Regions from separate parts of the Homo sapiens genome. Here region 2 is linked to region 1. A link is an interaction called in ENCODE POLR2A ChIA-PET data of the cell type or tissue named here. Cell type or tissue: Panc1. All regions are shown on one strand. Each heading gives the region's core, and the rest is flanking DNA. Links, peaks and the distances in the headings are about the cores only. Region 1 holds the start of LOC124905089 (a long non-coding RNA gene). Region 2 holds the start of IGLL1 (immunoglobulin lambda like polypeptide 1).

Region 1 (9,429 bases), core at 1,430-9,429:
AGAAGCAGCCTGACCCCAGGCAGATCTGGGTCCTCAGCCCTTATTCTGCCGCCACCTCCCAAACTAGCTGGTCTATGAGGTCAGGGACCTGCTGTCTTCTTTGAAAAATAAACGAACATGACAAGCACCCAAAGGTGCAAAAACTGCCATCAAAGAGCACAGTTGGAGCTCCTCCTCCCTCCACTGCGAGCTACTGACTGAGGGCTGCTGGCCCTGGCTGATGCTTATAACCCACAAAGCTTCCTATGTCACCTGGTTACCAGGAAACAGCCAGGTCAGGCTAGTGACTCACAATGTCCAGCCCCACAGCCCCCCCCAATGCCTCATAATGCCTGTCCCTGCTGCTGCCCACCTTGTGGCCCCCCTGCCCCTCTGTGGGGACTGCACTACTCAGGCTTTTATTCACCCTATGCTGCCTGAGCTTTCCAGTCCTGAGCTAAGTGCAGGGGGAGTTGTTATTGCGAGTCACCCTTGGCAAGAAACTCAATAGAAAACCCTGGTATGGCCGGGAGTGGTGGCTCACGCCTGTAATCCTAGCACTTTGGGAGGCTGAGCGGGGGGGGTGGATCACTTGAGGTCAGGAGTTCAAGACCAGCCTGGCCAACATGGTGAAAACTTGTCTCTACTAAAAATACAAAATATTAGCTCGGCCTGGTGGCGGGCACCTGCAATCCTAGCTACTCAGGAGGCTGAGGCAGGAGAATCGCTTGAATCCAGGAGGCGGAGGTTGCACAGTGAGCCAAGATCACACCATTGCACTCCAGCCTGGGTGACAAAGGTGCAACTGTCTTTAAAAAAAAAAAAAAAAAAGAAACAAAAGAAAGAAAACCCCAGTTACTAAAGTCAGTTCCACCAGCAGTTCTGTTTTTCTGAGTCTGACAGCTTTCATTTGCTCACCAAATGTAGTTATACACAAATTTTTTACTGCTTTTCTAATTAAATGCTTCTCTCCTGTCTTACAAGTGTTAGTTCTTGTCTGCAACTTGACCATAGCTACCCCCAGGGCCCTGGTCCCACTCTCAATAGAGAGTTATGGCTGTGTATCCTCAGTGAAACCCTGGGACACATCACACTTCCCTCCTCGTCTATAAAATAGGGACTGAACACATCCTTCCCAGTTCTGTAATGCTACGACCTACCAACTCCCTTTTCTCGCTCTGTTTCTTCTTTCCATGGCAGGGGTATTCAGATATTTCTTTTATTTACTTATTTATTTATTTTTTGAGATGGACTATTGCTCTGTCGACCAGGCTGGAGTGCAGTGGCACGATCTCGGCTCACTGTAACCTCCACCTCCCAGGTTCAAGCGATTCTCCAGCCTCAGCCTCCTGAGTAGCCTGGACTACAGGCACACGCCACCGCATCTGGCTAATTTTTGTATTTCTAGTAGAGACGAGGGTTTCACCATGTTGGTCAGGCTGGTCTTGAACTCATCTCAGGTGATCCACCCGCCTCGTCCTCCCAAAGTGCTGGGATTACAGGCATGAACCACCATGCCCAGCCTCAGGTATTTCTTTTACTAACAAATCATAAAACATTATTTTCTTATACAAAATTGAGAACCCCACAGTGGGGTACCATTGTCCTCATAGGACAAAGACAAATAGTCAATATCTGGCAAGCATTATGTGCCTGACAGTGTTCCAACTGTGGCATACTAATTTAACCCTCAGAAATAGTCCCATTTTACACATCTTACAGCGTAAATCTAGAGGGAAAAGTCAAGTAACTTCCCCAAGGTCCCACAACTGCTCAGTGAGTTCAGGCAGATGAGCAAACAAAGGCTTAGAGTTCAGTTGTCTGAGGCTACACTGCAAAACAGTGGATGAACCTGGAATACAAAGGCTCATTCACTGTCCAGCAGTAGAGTTGAAGTAGAGTTTAAGTTTTATTCTGGAAACATGAGAGTCACGGAACCACACAGAGGTGAGGAGTCTCTATCAGATGTGTTTGCAGTGAGGTCTCTCTGCACAATAGAGAAGGACTCATGGAACCAGTGGGACCAATTAAGAGACATGATGTTGGGAGGCCAAGGTGAGTGGATCATTTGAGGTCAGGAGTTCGAGACCAGCCTGGCCAACATGGTGAAACCCCATGTCTACTAAAAATACAAAAATTAGCCTGGCATGATGGCGGGTACCTGTAGTCCCATCTACCCAAGGGGCTGAGGCAGGAGAATCGCTTGAACCCAGGAGGTGGAGGTTGCAGTGAGCCAAGATCACACCACTGAACTCCAGCCTGGGCAACAGGGAGAGATTCTGTCTCAAAAAAAAAGAGAGAGAGACATTATGTTCATCTGGAAGAACAGATAAGGCCAAAGGAAGTAGAAATGACTGAAGTGGACAGAGAAGTTCTGTGATCATTTGGCAGAGAGAACAGAAAGTGCTAGAGGATTAGATGTGGAAGAACAGGGGAAGGAAAAGGAAAAACAGGCTGCTAAGGCTCTAGTTTGAAGGACTGGGTAAATAGCAGTGAATGTCTCCTACAAAGACAATGTAGGAAGAGGAATAGGTATGGGGAATAAGATAGTTTTCGGCTGGGTGCAATGACTCACGCCTGTAATCCCAGCACTTTGGAAGGCCGAGCTGGGTGGATTATGAGGTCAGGAGTTCGAGATCAGCCTGGCCAACATGGTGAAACCCCATTTCTACTAAAATTACAAAAATTAGCCGGGTGCGATGATGGGCACCTGTAATCCCAGCTACTCAGGAGACTGAGGCAGGAGAATTGCTTAAACCTGGGGGGCGGAGTTTGCAGTGAGCCGAGATTGTGCCACTGCACTCTAGCCTGGGTGACAGCGTGAGACTCTGTCTCAAAAAAAAAAAAAAAACACCACATAGTTTTGGACTCTTAAGTATCGCATTGAAATGGAGCTCTCTGGTAGAAAGTTGGACAGAAACCTCTGTAGGCTAAGTCCATTCTGTGACATCACAACTCATGTTTTAAAAAATACACCCACAAAGTCAAACCATTTAGGAAATTTCCTAAAATTTACATACTCAAATATGACAACTTTTTAGTTATTACTTTCTTAGAGCAACTTCGAATTTACAATCGTAGTGAATGAGGTGTCATGTAAAATAGAACTGTTATATAAAAACAACATTTGAATTTTATTCTCATCAGAGCATATAGAAAACAATTGAAGCCATGGGTATGGCAGGGATTGCTTTAAAAAGCTGTGCCTGATAAGGGGAATTGGAAAGAAAGGAGACTTGGGGGCTGGGTGCGGTGGCTCATGCCTGTAATCCCAACACTTTGGGAGGCCTAAGCAGGTGGATCACCAGAGGTCCGGAGGAGTTCGAGACCAGCCTGGCCAACGTGGTGAAACCCCGTCACTACTAAAAATACAAAAATTAGCTGGGCATGGTGGTGGGCACCTGTAATCCCAGCTATTTGGGAGGCTGAGGCAGGAGAATTGCTTGAACCCAGGAGACGGACGTTGCAGTGAGCCGAGATGGTGCCACTGCACTTCAGCCTGGGTGACAGAGCAAGACTCTGTCTTAAAAAAAAAAAGAAAAGAAAGAAGACTTGGGGAATAGGGAGATTTAAGTGGCATTAAGTAAAGCCTGCAAATGTGAGCAGGGAGTGTCAAGGTACCTGAGTGTTCATCAGAAATGGCTGATCGAGTGAGTCTCATCACAATGGAGCTGGTGTCTGCTTCTCATTTCTCTAATGGCCACACCTAGCACAGTACCTGGTCAATAGGGACTCAATACCTGATACCCCAATGAACAGAGTAAAATTCTGCCAGTTCAAACACACGTCCATGCCCACCAACTTCCCTCGTGGAGTTTTACTTCTTTCACTTACTGTAATGTTTTGAAGATCATCCCTCCTGTGACCTGTATCCATAGTTTCTTTTCCTTGTGTAACTGAGCAGTACTCCACTGTATGCACAGACCACATGGGTCTATCCATTCTCTAGCTGACGGACACTTGGGTTGTTTCCAGTTGCTGCCTATAGTGAATGAGGCTGCTGAGAACATTTATGTACACGTCTTTTTGGAACACATGCTTTCATTTCTTCTAGATAAATTCCTAGGGCTAGAATTGCTAGGTCAAATGGCTAGTTTATGCTTAACTTCTTTTTTTTTGCCTTTCTTATTCATAGAAATTACACTGATACATAATATTGGACATTTCTATGAGGTGCATGTGCTGTTTGGTTCCGTGCATCCACCATGTCATCATCAAGTCAGGATATTTGGGGTATGGCCTTGAGTATTTATCATTTCTATGTGTTGAGTATATTTCAGTTCTCTCTTGTAGCTATTTTGAAATATACAATACATTATTGCTAACCATAGTCACCCTACTCTGCTATCCAACATTAGAACACATTCCTTGCATCTAACTGTAAGTGTGTATTCATTGACCAACCTCTCTGCATTCCCTTCTTATACCCAGAGAAGGAGAGAGGAAGGAGGGAAAGGAGCTGTGGTTGGGCTGAATTAGGGCCCAGGGACGGCTGTGTCCCAGTCCCGGGACCTGTCCATGTGCTGTGTTGTGTGGCCTCAGGGACTTTACAGATGTGATGATGTCAAGGGGCCTGAGGTGGAAGATGATCCTGGGTTATGTGGGTGGGTCCAAGGTGGGGTCTTTATAAGGGAAAGGAGGAGGCAGGAGGGTCAGAGTGACAGCAGGTGTGGGGCTGGAGGACAAGAAAGGGAGAGAAGGAGGGAGGGTGAGAGAAGACAGTTGGCAGGGAGAGAGAGAGAGAGAGAGAAGAGTGGGAGAGAGATTTGAAGATGCTGAGCTCTGGCTTTGAAGTTGGAAGAAGGGGCCAGGAGCCCAGGGCGTCCTCTAGAAGCTGGAAAAATCCTGGAAATGGATTCTCCCCAGAGCCCTCAGAAGGAGCCTGGCCCAGCTGGCACCCTGATTTTAGCACTCTACGATTCATTTTGGATGGCTAACCTCCAGACCAGGGAGAGAACCAATGTGTGATGTTTTAGGGGTCATTTGTGACAGCAGCCACAGGAAAGTCAAACAGGAGCCATGGGAGAGACTCCCTAGGATGCACCGAGGGTCCCTCCCTGGCCCCACCCACAGAAACACAGGCCTGACCACTGCTAGTGCCCCCACCCCTCTAACACCCTGATGAGCAGGAACCATGCAGGAGGGGCTGGGTGTGGCTGGGCCCTGTTCTCTCCCCCGACACCTTCTCAGAGAGGAGCTGGAGCCCCAGACCCTGGGAGCCTCACAGATATTCCCAACACAGGACCTGGTTTTCCATTTCCCAAAATGATGCTTCCTCCAAAGATGGCCAGTGACTCTCTGTGCCAAGCATCTGAGAAACTCTCCAGGTCCTAGGGCTGCCAGGCAGTCAGCTGTGCACATGTTGGAGCCCAAATCCCATCAATAGTGAGGCCCTGGGTAAAACACATCCCCACTTTTAATTATGAGGAGATGCCTGGCCTCAGCATTGAGAACACCAACTTCCCTCAAGTGAAAACTTATTTAATCTCTTAGAAATGATGGAGCACACCAGCCTGAACAACATGGTGAAACCCTGTCTGTAATAAAAACACAAAAATTAGCCGGACATTGCAGCATCTACCTGTAATCCCGGCTACTCAGGAGGCTGAGGCAGGAGAATTGGTTGAACCTGGGAGACAGAGGTTACGGTGAGCCAAGATCGAGCCATTGCACTCCAGCCTGGGCGACAGAGTGAGACTCCATCTAAAAAAAAAAGAAAGAAATGATGGAGCACCTATTACCCTTCTTGCACTGGTTCCTGGGGAGCTCAGAGCCTATCTTTTGCAAGTGTCCTGATCCTCTTGCAGGCCTTTCATGTGTGTTTTCTTTCTGGCTTCCTCCTGTTTTTCTCACACTTCTGAACCTGCTGTCACGTGAAGAATCAAGGTGGGCCCAAAATGTAAGAGCTCATGGATTTGATGGTGTTGGAGTGTCCTGGACAGTCCAGCTCTCGGGGTGGGGAGTTGCGCAGAGAGGAAGGAGGGCATTCCAGGGGCCAGGGCCAGAAGCAGAGGGACTCCAGGCCCAGAGTAGGATTTCCAGGCTGAGGAAAGAGAGGCCGTGGGTGGGTAGAGGGTCCAGACCAGGACAGGGACACAGGGTGTATCTGGAGGCTCAGCCAGAAATAGCTCCCTACAGAAAGCAGGCAGCGAGTTGGGGGTTGAGCTGCAAGGAGGAAGGGGAGGAGGGAGAGAATGGAGGGACTGGTGTCCAGTGAGCTGACTCCTATCCTGGCCTATTTCCCCAGGGGACACCCCTGGGAGACTGTGATCCTCTCCTCCAGGCTACTTTCCCACTGGTGCCAGGATTCCCCCAGTGCCACACTGAGAACCCAGGAGAAGCATTAGATTATATGAGAGATAAGAAATGAAGAGAGGGAGCAGGATTTCTGGCTGACAAAGATATTTATTGAGGGTTTACTGGGTACAGCGAGAAGGGCTGAATGGCTTGGGATGCAGAGAGAGACCCCTCCCCTGGGATCCTGCAGCTCCAGGCCCCTGTGGGTGGGGTGGGGGCTGGAACCTATGAACATTCTGCAGGGGCCACTGACTTCTCCACGGTGCTCCCTTCTTGCATAACCTGGCAGCTGTAGCTTCTGCGGGACCTCCACTGCTCGGGCGTCAGGCTCAGGTAGCTGCTGGCCACGTACTTGTTGTTGCTCTGTTTGGAGGGCGTGGTCTTCTCCACGCTCTGGGTGATGAGGGTACCATCTGCCTTCCAGGTCACCATCAAGATTCCCGGATAAAGTTATTCATGAGACACACCAGTGTGGCCTTGTTGGCTTGGGGCTCCTCACAGGACGGCAGGAACAGAATGACCGACGGGGTAGTCTTGGGCTGACCTGTGTGGACAGAGGAGGGGGTGAGAGATGGCAGAGGGAGTGTGGGGTGTTGTGGAGCGCCTCTCTCTGTCTAAAGTCTCTGGGAGGGTTCATGGTGTGGCCGTCTGGTCCACCCAGGGCCTCTCCTTCCCTCCTCATTCCCTCCTTTCCACTGGAGCCCTCTGCAGAGCAGACAGCCCTGTGCCTTCCTAGGAGCCCTTCCCAAGTCACCTTTCCCAGGTGTCCTGGCCCAGCCCTTTCCTCTGCAGCCTCAGTTTCCCCGTGTGTACCCAGGGCAGGCTGTGCTCCCTCCTTCCTGGTTTCTGGAGTCTGAGTTTGGAATCTAGGGGTCTCCCTCACAGCACACAAAACTGACCTGGCAGGGTGTGGGGAGGCCCAAGCCTGGCATGGCCTGGAGCTTCCCGTCCCCTGGGGCACCAGGCTATGCCCCAGCCTGGCCCACTCAGCTCTCCTGGTGAAGCGTGGGCTCCACCCAGACACACCCTGGGGCTCTGCCATCGCCCCTGTCCCCACCAGCCCAACCACAGGACCCTTCACATCGGCTGGGTTCTTGGGGCTGCTAACAGACTTCGGGGCACCGCAGCCCCCATGCCCACTCCAGCAGCCTCTGATACCCCTGGACTTCACCTGTCAGCCGTGGAGTTCTCTGCACTCCCGTTTACTCCCCACTAGTCACCTCCTGAGTCTAAGGTGCCCTTCCTCAAATGAAGGTGGGAGGTCGACCCTTCAACAGACACCGGGCCCCAGAGGTGATGGGACTCCAGGGACAGACACATCTCTGCACTAAGAGACCCTCTCCTTTCTTGGGACTGTCCAGGGAGGGCTGGGCCTTGGGACCTCTCCCAGTTTCACCCATCCCTCTGTGTCCCCATGTCCTCACGACCCAGCAGAGGCCACAGAGCTACACCCTAGACCCAGAGCCCTCTCTGCCCTCCATTGGTCTCCCCTTGGGATGACCCCTGTGTCCACAGGCCCCCGTGTGGCCCTCCCAGCCTGGATAGGCATCCAGCCCTCAGCCTAGACCCTGGGGTCCCAGGGACTGTCTCTAAGGCCACCGTACGGCCCCTCATCAGAACCGGCCTCTGTCCCTCATTCAGACATGTGCCCTGCCCAATCCCAGCCCAGGCCCCAGGACCAGGCTGTGTCCCACTGTTGGAACCTGAAGGCGGCTGCTCCCACTGTGGGAGCCCTTCATGCCAGTTAACCTGAGACTAGCCCGCTTCCCCCAGACCCTATGGAGAAAGGAAGGGTTCCGTGCTTAAGGCTTGGAGGGCAAAGGGGAAGAAGCCCCAGAGAACGAAAACAGATTTTTGCAGAGACAGGAGAGGGTGCGACAGGCTAGGGAAAGTTGTGAGAGCCACGTACCTAAAACAGTGAGCTGGGTCCCACTGCCAAACACATGCTTCACTGAATTATGCTTGGATTGAAACCCCCAGGGCCAGCATCTGGCGCCAGTCCAGGAGCCACGCTGGAGCAGGAACCTGCTGGGTGTGAGGGGCACAGGGCTGCAGTGTGTAGGCTGTGACCCAGGCACAGGGCAGGGGGGTGGCCAGTATCCCAGTAGTGTCCCCCAGTAGTGTCTCTGTGCCTGTTCTCTATCTGAGGCAGGTGCCGCCCACAGCCTTGGAGTCACCCCAGCATATGTCCCCCTCTCTGAAGCTGTTGGTGCTGATGGCAACGCTGGGCCCAGTAGGTCCCAGCAACTCCCTGAGTGACACATCCCCTCAGGCAGCTGTGCCGTGTGGCTGAGGAGTCCTCAGCTGGCTCGGACCTGTCCACCTCACTTGGCCTCATTTTAAGGGCCTCTGAAATCTGCCACAAGTGTCTGCAGTCAAGCCAAGTTGACTTGCTCCCTGGACCAGGACATTGGGTCATTCCTGACTCAAGAGGAGAGTCCTCTGCTTTTGTATCTACCCATGGAGATGCAGCTCAGTCTCACTTTGTTCATGAAGCCTTTTCTGATCATTCATTCCGTCTGTCCGTCCATCCATCTGTCCATCTATTCATCTGTCTTTGCATCCATCTATCATCTGTCCATTCATCCACCTACCTATCCATCCATCCATAAATCCATCCTGTCTACCAGGCACTGTTTCGTGTACTGGGGACATGGTGTGGTCCCCCAGGCTCTCACCCCCATCCATCCCAGGTCATGGCCAACAAGGCCCTCCTCATGGTCATGTCCAAGGTCCTTCTGCTGTACCTGGTGTCTCTGCTGGATGTGACACAGAGCTGGCCCCTCCTTCCAGTGACTCTTTTCCCCTTGAGGTCTGACTCCCCTTTCCTCTTCCCCGGCATCTGTTTCTCCACGGCCCATGCCTGGCTGCTGACTCCCCAGACCCCCACCCAGACCTCTTTCTTGGCCGTCTTTACACTCTGTGACCCCCACTATTGCCCACATGGTGAGGCTGGAGTCTATCTCAGCTCCAAACCCTCTCAGCTCCTCAACTGCCTACTGACCTTGCCCAGTGGGCTACCCAACAGGAGTCTCAAACTAATCACTTCCAGAGATGACCACCTTCCCCCAGCCCAACTCATTTTCTGTCTTCATCTCATCACAATGACCATGGGCGGTCTCAACCCCACAGCCAGAAACCTGGAGTCCCTGG
Region 2 (10,860 bases), core at 1,116-9,115, 61 kb before region 1:
CATCTCCCAGATTCAAGTGATTCTCCTGCCTCAGCCTCCCAAGTAGCTGGGATTACAGGCACCCGCCACCACACCCGTCTAATTTTTGTATTTTTAGTAGAGACGGGATTTCGCCATGTTGGCCAGGCTGGTAATTTTTGTATCTTTAGTAGAGACGGGGTTTTGCCACGTTAGCCAGGCTGGTCTCTTAACTCCTGATCCAAGTGATCCACCTACCTCGGCCTCCCAAAGTGCTGGGATTACAGGCGGAACCACTGTGCCTGGCCTTTGCATTGGTTTTCTTGCTGCTCCTGTTTTGCTCTCCCCCTCCCCATCCCTCAGTCTTGCCTCTGGGAGTACTCGTCCCAAACAAGCTCCAAGTACAACAGCCTTTCTTTGAGGCCTGCTTGCAGGGAGCCCAAGCCAAAACAGATGTTACAGGCTGGATTGTGCTCCTCCAAATTCATACATTGAAGTCCTAACCCCAGTTCGTCAGTATGTGTCTGTATTTGGAGATAGGGTACTATGGTCTGAATGCTTGCATCCCACCAAAATTCAGGTTGCAACCTAATCTCCAATGTGATGGTATTATGAGGTGGTGGCATTGGAGAGGTGAGAGGCTCTGCCCTTACTAATAAGATTAATGTCTGTATCAGTCCATTCTTGAATTTCTGTGAAGAAACCCTGAGACCAGGTAATTTATAAAGAAAAGAGGTTTGATTGGCTCACGGGTCTGCAGGCTGTACAGGAAGCATGCTGGCATCTGCTCAGCTTCTGGGGAGGCCTCAGGAAGCTTCCAATAATGACGGAAGGTGAAGGGGGAACAGGTGTCTCACACGGCCAGAGCGGGAGCAAGAGAGAGTTGACAGGGAGGTGCCACACACTTTTAAACAACCAGATCCCACGAGAACCCACTCAGTATCAGGAAGATGGCACCAAGTCATGAGGGATCCACCACCAACCAAACACCTCCTACCAGGCCCCATCTCCAACTCTGGGGAGGCTGAGGCAGGAGAATCGGTTGAACCTGGCAGGCGGAAGTTACGGTGAGCCGAGATTGCACCATTGCACTCCAGCCTGTGCAACAGAGCCAGACTCCGTCTCAAAACAACAATAACAACAACAACAACAACAACAAAAAAAAAAAAACAGAAAAAAGAAAGAAATGATGGAGCACCTATTACCCTTCTTGCACTGGTTCCTGGGGAGCTCAGAGCCTATTTTTTGAAAGTGTCCTGATCCTCTTGCAGGCCTTTCATGTGTGTTTCCTTCCTGGCTTCCTCCTGTTTTTCTCACACCTCTGAACCTGCTGTCAGGTGAAAAATCAAGGTGGGCCCAAAATGTAAGAGCTCATGAATTTGATGGTGTTGGAGTGTCCTGGACAGTCCAGCCCTCAGGGGTGGGGAGCTGGGCAGAGAGGAAGGAGGGCATTCCAGGGGCCAGGGCTAGAAGCAGAGGGACTCCAGGCCCAGAGTAGGATTTCCAGGCTGAGGAAAGAGAGGCCGTGGGTGGGTAGAGGGTCCAGACCAGGACAGGGACACAGGGTGTATCTGGAGGCTCAGTCAGAAATAGCTCCCTCTAGAAAGTAGGCAGCGAGTCGGGGATTGAGCTGCAAGGAGGAAGGGGAGGAGGGAGAGAATGGAGGGACTGGTGTCCAGTGAGCCGACTCCTATCCTGGCCTATTTCCCCAGGGGACACCCCTGGGAGACTGTGATCCTCTCCTCCAGGCTACTTTCCCACTGGTGCCAGGATTCCCCCAACGCCACACTGAGAACCCAGGAGAAGCATCACATTATATGAGAGATAAGAAATGAAGAGAGGGAGCAGGATTTCTGGTTGACAAAGAGGGTATTTATTTAGGGTTTACTGGGTACAGGGAGAAGGGCTGGATGGCTTGGGATGCAGAGAGAGACCCTTCCCCTGGGATCCTGCAGCTCCAGGCCCCTTTGGGTGGGGTCGGGGCTGGGAACCTATGAACATTCTGCAGGGGCCACCGTCTTCTCCACGGTGCTCCCTTCGTGCATGACCTGGCAGCTGTAGCTTCTGCGGGACCTCCACTGCTCGGGCGTCAGGCTCAGGTAGCTGCTGGCCGCGTACTTGTTGTTGCTCTGTTTGGAGGGCGTGGTCATCTCCACGCCCTGGGTGATGGGGGTACCATCTGCCTTCCAGGTCACCGTCAAGATTCCCGGATAAAAGTCATTCATGAGACACACCAGTGTAGCCTTGTTGGCTTGGAGCTCCTCAGAGGACGGCGGGAACAGAGTGACCGAGGGGGTGGCCTTGGGCTGACCTGTGTGGACAGAGGAGGGGGTGAGAGATGGCAGAGGGAGTGTGGGGTGTTGTGGAGCGCCTCTCTCTGTCTAAAGTCTCTGGGAGGGTTCATGGTGTGGCCGCCTGGTCCACCCAGGGCCTCTCCTTCCCTCCTCATTCCCTCCTTTCCACTGGAGCCCTCTGGAGAGCAGACAGCCCTGTGCCTTCCTAGGAGCCCTTCCCAAGTCACCTTTCCCAGGTGTCCTGGCCCAGCCCTTTCCTCTGCAGCCTCGGTTTCCCCGTGTGCACCCAGGGCAGGCTGTGCTCCCTCCTTCCTGGTTTCTGGAGTCTGAGTTTGGAATCTAGGGGTCTCCCTCACAGCACACAAAACTATACTGGCAGGATGTGGGGAGACCCAAGCCTGGCATGGCCTGGAGCTTCCCATCCCCTGGGGCACCAGGCTGTGCCCCAGCCTGGCCCACTCAGCTCTCCTGGTGAAGCGTGGGCTCCACCCAGACACACCCTGGGGCTCTGCCGTCGCCCCTGTCCCCACCAGCCCGACCACAGGACCCTTCACATCGGCTGGGTTCTTGGGGCTGCTCCCCCAGACTTTGGGGCACCGCAGCCCCCATGCCCACCCCAGCAGCCTCTGATGCCCCTGGACTTCACCTGGCAGCCATGGAGTTCTCTGCACTCCCGTTTACTCCCCGCTAGTCACCTTCTGAGTCTAAGGTGCCCTTCCTCAAATGAAGGTGGGAGGTCGACCCATGAACAGAGAGACACCAGGCCCCAGAGATGACAGGGCTCCAGGGACAGGCACATCTCTGCACTAAGAGACCCTCTCCTTTCTGGTGACTGTCCTGGGAGGGCTGGGCTCTGGGACCTCATCCGTTCCTCTGTGTCCCCATGCCCTGAAGACCCAGCAGAGGCCACAGAGCTGCAGCCTAGACCCAGAGCCCTCTCTGTGCCCTCCATTGGTCTCCCCTGGGGGTGACCCCTGTGTCCCCAGGCCCCCGTGTGGCCCTCCCAGGCTGGATGGGCATCCAGCCCTCAGCCTAGAACCTGGGGTCCCAGGGACTGTCTCTAAGGCCACTGCAGGGCCCCTCATCAGAACCAGCCTCTGTCCCTCACTCAGACATCTGCCCTGGGAGAGGGGAGGAGCCCTGACCCCGCCCAATCCCAGCCCAGGCCCTGGGACCAGGCTGTGTCCTGCTGTTGGAACCTGAAGGCGGCTGCTCCCACTGTGGGGGCCCTTCCTGCCATTACCCTGAGACTAACACATCTCCTCCAGGCCCCATGGACAAAGGTAGGGGTCAGTGCTTAAGGCTGGGAGGGCAGAGGGGAAGAAGCCCCAGAGAGAGAAAACACATTTTCCAGAGACAGGAGAGGGTGGGACAGCCTGGGAAGTTAGAGCCACTTACTTAAAACGGTGAGCTGGGTCCCGCTGCCAAACACATGCGTCACTGAGTTATGCTTGGATTGAAACCCCCGGGGCCAGCACCTGGGGCCAGTCCAGGAGCCGCGCTGGAGCAGGAACCTGCTGGGAGTGAGGGGCACAGGGCTGCAGTGTGTAGGCTGTGACCCAGGCACAGGGTAGGGGGGTGGCCAGTGTCCCAGTAGTGTCCCCCAGTAGTGTCTCTGTGCCTGTCCCTTCTCTGAGGCAGGTGCTGCCCCAGCGTGTGTCCCCCTCTCTGAAACTGTTGGTGCTGATGGCAACGCTGGGCCCAGTAGGTCCCAGCAACTCCCTGAGTGACACATCCCCTCAGGCAGCTGTGCCGTGTGGCTGAGGAGTCCTCAGCTGGCTCGGACCTGTCCACCTCACTTGGCCTCATTTTAAGGGCCTCTGAAATCTGCCACAAGTGTCCCCAGTCAAGGAGGCTGACTTCCTCCCTGGACCAGGACATTGGGTCATTCCTGACTCAAGAGGAGAGTCCTCTGCTTTTATATCTACCCATGGAGATGCAGCTCAGTCTCACTTTGTTCATGAAGCCTTTTCTGATCATTCATTCCATCCGTCCGTCCATCCATCTGTCCATCTGTCCATCTATGCATCTGTCCATCTATTCATCTGTCTTTGCATCCATCTATCATCTGTCCATTCGTCCATCCATCTACCTGTCCGTCCATCCATAAATCCATCCTGTCTACCAGGCACTGTGTGCTGGGGACATGGTGTGGTCCCCCAGGCTCTCACCCCCATCTCTCCCAGGCCATGGTCAACAAGGCCCTCCTCATGGTCATGTCCAAGGTCCTTCTGCTGTACCTGGTGTCTCCGCTGGATGCGACACAGGGCTGGCCCCTCTTTCCAGTGACTCTTTTCCCCTTGGGGTCTGAGACTCCCCTTTCCTCTTCCCCTGGCATCTGTTTCTCCATGGCCCATGCCTGGCTGCTGACTCCCCAGACCCCACCCAGACCTCTTTCTTAGCCATTTTCACACTCTGTGACCCCCACTATTGCCCACATGGTGAGGCTGGAGTCTATCCCAGCTCCAAACCCTCTCAGCTCCTCAATTGCCTACTGACCTTGCCCAGTGGGCTACCCAACAGGAGCCTCAAACTAATCACGTCCAGAGGAGATGACCACCTTCCCCCAGCCCAGCTCATTTTCTGTCTTCATCTCATCACAATGACCATGGGCGGTCTCAACCCCTCAGCCAGAAACCTGGAGTCCCTGGACTCAGTCACCTCGCCTCCCACACTGAAATGGCTTCTGCGAACTTAGCTACTGCATCTAGACATTCTTTTTTTTTTTGAGACAGAGTCTCGCTCTGTTGCCCAGGCTGGAGTGCAGCCTGGCAACAGAGCAAGACTGTCCCAAAAAAAAAAAAAAAAAAAAAGAAGTGTCATATTGATCTCTCCCTCTCTCTCCTGCTATGTACAGTCCCATTTCCTTTTATTTTTTTGAAATGGAATTTCACCCTTGTCGCCCAGGCTGGAGTGCAATGGTGCCACCTTGGCTCACCGCAACCTCCACATCCTGGGTTCAAGCGATTCTCCTGCTTCAGCCTCCCGAGTAGCTGGGATTACAGGCATGTGCCAGCACACTTGGCTAATTTTTTGTATTTTCAGTAGAGACGGTGTTTCTCCATGTTTGTCAGGCTGGTCTCGAACTCCCGACCTCAGGTGATCTGCCCACCTTGGCCTCTCAAAGTGCTGGGATTATAGGTGTGAGCCACCACACCCCGCTCCATTTTTATACATAGCATCAATATTTCCACTTTAACTATTTTTAAACGTACAGCTCCGTGGCACTAAGTACATTCACACCGTTGGGCAACCTTCACCACCATCCATCTCCAGAACTCTTTCATCTTCCCAAACAGAAACTCTAAACCCGTTAACTACAGTCCCCCATTCTTCCCTCCCCCTCACCCTGCTAACCTCAAATCTACTTTTTGTCCAAGTGAATTTGCCTATTCTAGGTACCTCATAGAAGTGGATTCAAATGACATTTGTCCTTTTGTGTCTGGCTTATTTCACTAAGTATAATGTCTTCAGGTTTCATCCATGTTGTAGAAGATTTTTGAAATTAATTTAAAAATAATTAACATTCAAAACCTATTAAGACCTATTAAAAATAGTACAGGCTAGGTAGGGTGGCTCACGTCTGTAATCTCAGCACTTTAGGAGGCCGAGGCGGGTGGATGGCTTGAGCCCAGGGGTTCAAGACCAGCCCAGGCAACATGGCGAAACCTCATCTCTACAAAAAATTATGCCGGTGTGGTAGCGCATGCTTGTAGTCCCAGCTACTGGGGACGCTGAGGCAGGGATATTGCTTGAGCCCAGCAGTTGGAGGCCAGCCCAGGCAACATAGTGAGACCCCCATCTCTAAAAAAATAAATAAAACAAATAAATTTACAACTAAATATAAAAAGTGATACACAACCTATTTCTTAAAAACAATGAAAATATCTTTTAATAAGCTATGAATAGAAAAGTCATTTATTTGATAGGAGATATTTACCAGAATTCTACAGGAATAATCAGTCTTTTTTTTTTTTTTTTTTTTTTGAGACAGGGTCTCCTTCTGTCACCCAGGCTGGAGTGCAGTGGTGGGATCTCAGCTTACTGCATCCTCAACCTCCGAGGCTTAAGCAATCCTCTCACCAGCCTCCTAAGTAGCTGGGACCACAGGCAAGTGCCACCATGACTAGCTAGTTTTTATATGTTTTGTAGAAATGGGGTCTTGCTATGTTGCTCAGGCTGATCTCAAACTCCTGGGCTCAAACAATCCCGCCTCAGCCTCCCAAAGTTGTGGGATTACAGGCATGAGCCACTGCACCTGGCCCATAGTATTTCTAAAGATTATAAAAACTCATATTCATATCCCCCCCAGCATAATACCTTTTTTTTTTTTTGAGTGGGAGTCTCGTTCTGTCGTCCAGGCTGGAGTGCAGCGGTGCAATCTCAGCTCACTGCAACCTCCACCTCCCTGATTCAAGCGATTCTCCTGCCTCCCCTCCCGAGTAGCTGGGACTATAGGCTCGCGCCACCACGCCCAGCTAGTTTTTGTATTTTTAGTAGAGACGGAGTTTTGCCATGTTGGCCAGGATGGTCTCAATCTCCTGACCTCGTGATCTGCCCATCTTGGCGTCCTAAAGTGCTGGGATTACAGGCATGAGACACAGCACCCGGCCCATAGTATTTCTATAAGATTTCTAAAGATTCTAATATAAAAACTTACATTAATAGCCCCCCAACATAATACCATTTTTTATTATCTGTGTCTCCCTCCACCTGTCACCCGTCCCTTGTGGAGACCCCTCGGGCCTTCCCCATCCCAGTCTCTGTTCTGTAGGCATCACCCTGCATGTGGCTGTCTCCTCACCCGGCCCCCGCTCCTTGTGGACTTGAATTGGGGCAAATCTAGATCCTCTGGGACCTCAGCCCCAGCACAGAGCCTGACCCTGATGGGGACTCCTTGCTCAGAAGTCCGTGCAGGACACTGACACCCGGTCCCGGCCTGCCACCATGCTGACCCCGCCTCCATGGCCGGGCTCCTGGTGTGGGTCAGGTCGGCTGCCACTGCTGGAGCTCTCACCACAGCCACCCCAGCATCCTCTGGGTGGGTGGGACGCTGAAGGCCCTCACCAGTCAGGGCCCCTCAGATTGCAGAAGGGGAAACTCAGGCCCGGTGTGGTGTCTCATGCCTGTAATCCCAGCACTTTGGGAGGCTGAGGTGGGTGGATCACCTGAGGTCAGGAGTTTGAGACCAGCCTGGCCAACATGGTGAAACTCTGTCTTTACTAAAAAAAAATACACAAAATTAGCCAGGTGTGGTGGCAGATGCCTGTAATCCCAGCTACTCCGGAAGCTGAGGCAGGAGAATGTCTTGAACCTGGGAGACGGAGGTTTCAATGAGCCAAGATCTCGCCATTGCACTCCAGACTGGGCGACAAGAGTGAAACTCTGTGAAACTTTATTTGAAAAAGAAAAAAAAGAGAGAAAAAGGGAAACTCAGGTCCCAGAGATGCACGTGTCCGCTCGATCAGCTTAGAGGATGGGACAGGGGAGAGCTAGAGGGGATAGCTTGGGCCTTAGAATCTGTGCCCATGAGCTGAGTGACTCGGACGGGTCACCTCACCTCTCCGGGCTCTATCCCCGTCTGCACAAAGGGGATCACAGCAGGACCTGCCTATGGGGCCACCGAGAGGGAGGTTCTGCCCCTGAAATGATTATCGCCTGTGGGTATAACATGCACCAGTGAACAGGCTGTTGTGTCCCAAATGCTCATAAATGGACCCCGATGCTTGGTGCTTTGTCTGGGGACCTCCCACCACACGCAGAGTGGTGGCAATGGCTGAGGTCACACAGGGAGTTGTGGCCTCCCTAGAGCCTCTCCTGGGCTTCTTCTTTGGAGGCACTTGCACCCTGGATAAGCTTGTGTCTCCTAGGGGCTGGTTTCAGGAGGCGATGCTGGCTGAGGTCTAGTGACCCAGGGACTCCAGGAAAGGCCCCTCACACCTTAGCTGGAGCTCCAGGGAGTGGCCCCTGCCCAGTGAGGGTGGGAGTGGACAGGTGACATAGGCCAAGGGGAAAAGAGGAGGGGGGGGAGGAGGAGTGGGAGGAGGAGGAGGGAGAGGCCTGGGCATCCTTCAGGGATAGCGGCCACCACTCCTGTGGACGTCCTGCCCCTGCCTCCAGTCCTGCCCTACCCCAAGGACTAGGGGGAGGTGAGGGAGACATTGGCCTTGGTGCCAAATGTAAGTGGGGGAAGAAATCTCAGGAATCAAGATAAATAATATTTTAATATGACATTAAGCAATAAAAATTAATTCAAAGATGGACAAAATCTTGACACTTTAGTTAAAGTCAGTGTCTGTGGCTCCCCTCCAGGGATTAACCTTCCTCCTCACCCCTCTGGCTCGTCTCCCCTTGGTCATCCTTTCCCGCCTCTGCCACCCAGACCCCCACATCCCCTGGAATCTCTCACCCCTTACCTGCCCCACCGGCTCCTCAGGCTGGACCGGCTGCTTCCTCCAGGGGCTCCAGGGCCCAGGGCCCTGCTCTGCGATGCAGCTGTTGGGCGCAGCAGGCCATGGGTTACCACGGCCAGACCCAGCAGCAGCAGGGGCCAGCGCTGCCTGAGGTTGGGGCCTGGCTCACCAGGGGCCTCAAGGCCCCCCTGGCCTGTCCCTGGCCTCATCGGCCCTCAGGGTCAGAGGTCCTTGTGGCCTGACTTGCAGTGTGGGCTCCCTAGAGAGTGGTGCCCTGGTCCCTCTCGCTGGCAGCAGCTGTCCCATTGCACCCCAGTCCATGTGGCCCCATCCTCATCCTCTGGTCCCTGCCCCCAGCCAGGCCCCTTCCAGAGTCCATGACCGTTACCCCTGGGGTTCTGTCCCAGAGGCACATCTGCCAACTGCCCTGCTGTGGTCAGGATCCAGGGCTCAACTGCCTCCCACACCTGTCAGCTTGGCCTTGCCCCTGGGGCCCTGGGTGCTTTGTTTGGGGACCTCCCACCACAGGCAGAGGGTCAGCAAGAGCTGAGGTCACACAGGGAGGTGGGATGCGCCATGGCCCCCCAAGACCCTCCCTTGGGGCTTTCCTTTGGAGGCACCTGCGCCCTGGATGGGCTTGAGTCCCCTCGGGGCTGGTCCCAAGAGGTGATGCACCTGACTTCCCTCCTTCCCCACTTCCCCGAGGGCGCCCTGGGTCTGTGGAGCATCTCACTGGGGTCCAGAGAGCTGCCCAGCAGGAGTCCCCCAGGGCTTGAGCTCAGGGGCCTGGGCTGAGGCTCCTCCAACCGGTCCTAGAGGGAGGTGTGGTTAGAGAGCAGGAAACAGGTTTGGGTTTAGCCAGAAGCCACTCAACGGTTCAAGTCCAGGAATCATGAGATAAGAATGAAAATGCTGTTTAATGCACCATGTTCAGCACCTCACTGACCTCACATCACACAGACACACACACACACACCAACCACCCCAGCTTCCTGAAGGTATAATTGACAAAACTGTATATATATTTACCACCTACAGTGCGATGCTTTGCCACACTGCAAAATGATTAAATCAAGCTGACACACACGTCCGTCATCTCACATACTTATGCTTTTGTAGTGAGAACATGGAAGATCTAATCTTAGCAATTTTCCAGTATACAATACAGTTTTTAACTGTAGACTCCATGTTGTACGATACATCTCCAGAGTTCATTCTTATAGATTTCACTCAAAGGCCAGTAGCTTCCTCCTGAGCGGTGAGTGCATCATGTCATGGCTTCTGACAGGCCCCCGGTCCTCTCCCAGCCCAGCATCCCCGACCCTCTCCCAACATCTCGCGACCCTGTGCTTTGGTGTTGAGGGAGCAGTGGCAGTCAGGAGGGACTGAGCACCTGTGCTGGGCGGCCAGGGCCAGGCTCTTTTGCTGGTGCTGCCAGAGACGCCTCAGGTCACCCAAGAGTCTCAGGTTCCTCTCCTTCCTCCAGAGGCGGGGCTGGAAATGCTGCTGGCTCTGCTCACACTCCAGGGCTGGGTTGAGGTTGGTGTTGGGAGATAATGCATGTCAGTGTTGTTTTCTTCATCTGTGAAAAAGCAGTAACATACACACAACCTAAAATTTATCATCTTGACCTTTTTTTTTTTTTTGAGAGTCTTGCTGTGTCGCCAGGCTGGAGTGCAGTGTGGCGTGATCTCAGCTCACTGAAACCTCCGAATCCCTGGTTCAAGCGATTCTCCTGCCTCAGCCTCCTGAGTAGCTGGGATTACAGGCATGCACCACCACGACAAGCTAATTTTTGTATTTTTAGTAGAGATGGGGTTCACCATGTTGGCCAGGCTGGTCTCGATCTCCTAACCTCATGATCCACCCGCCTGGGCCTCCCAAAGTGCTGGGATCACAGGTGTGAGCCACCGCGCCTGGCCCATCTTGACCATTTTTAAGTACACAGTTCAGTGGCATTAACTACATTCACAATGTCGTGCAACCATCACCACCATCCATTTCTAGATTTTTCTTTTTTCAGAGTCTTGCTCTGTTGCCCAGGCTGGAGTGCAGTGGCGCAATCTTAGCTCATGGCAATCTCTTTCTCCCGGGTTCAAGCGATTCTCCTGTCTCAGCCTCCTGAGTAGCTGGGATTACAGGCGCCCACCACCATGCCAGCTAATTTTTGTATTATTAGTAGAGATGGGGTTTCA

Evidence for each region. Peaks named below come from ENCODE experiments on the same cell type or tissue, not always from the same donor. Only the 100,000 strongest peaks of a DNase experiment are listed, where the experiment ranks them.
Region 2: POLR2A ChIA-PET joins it to region 1 with 16 read pairs; 2 of 35 experiments call an interaction of 5 or more read pairs at or near these places.

What each region holds. Positions count from the first base shown.
Region 1 is chr22:23,632,123-23,641,551 of GRCh38, forward strand. LOC124905089 (a long non-coding RNA gene) reads right to left here and starts at 5,610. Exons shown (of 3, transcript XR_007068021.1): 1 at 5,561-5,610; 2 at 3,814-3,961; 3 at 754-788. DRICH1 (aspartate rich 1) reads right to left here and starts at 199. Exons shown (of 12, transcript NM_016449.4): 1 at 1-199. It also overlaps the pseudogene GUSBP11. RefSeq lists a silencer at 1,238-1,375. In Panc1, for the core only: no CTCF peak of the experiment used is centred there; no DNase peak of the experiment used is centred there.
Region 2 is chr22:23,571,317-23,582,176 of GRCh38, forward strand. IGLL1 (immunoglobulin lambda like polypeptide 1) reads right to left here and starts at 8,974. Exons shown (of 3, transcript NM_020070.4): 1 at 8,669-8,974; 2 at 3,651-3,766; 3 at 1,809-2,269. The coding sequence starts at 8,874. The coding sequence ends at 1,950. It overlaps LOC105372957 (a long non-coding RNA gene), which reads left to right. Exons shown (of 3, transcript XR_938078.2): 3 at 1,707-1,782. It also overlaps a transcript of DRICH1 not described here. In Panc1, for the core only: no CTCF peak of the experiment used is centred there; no DNase peak of the experiment used is centred there.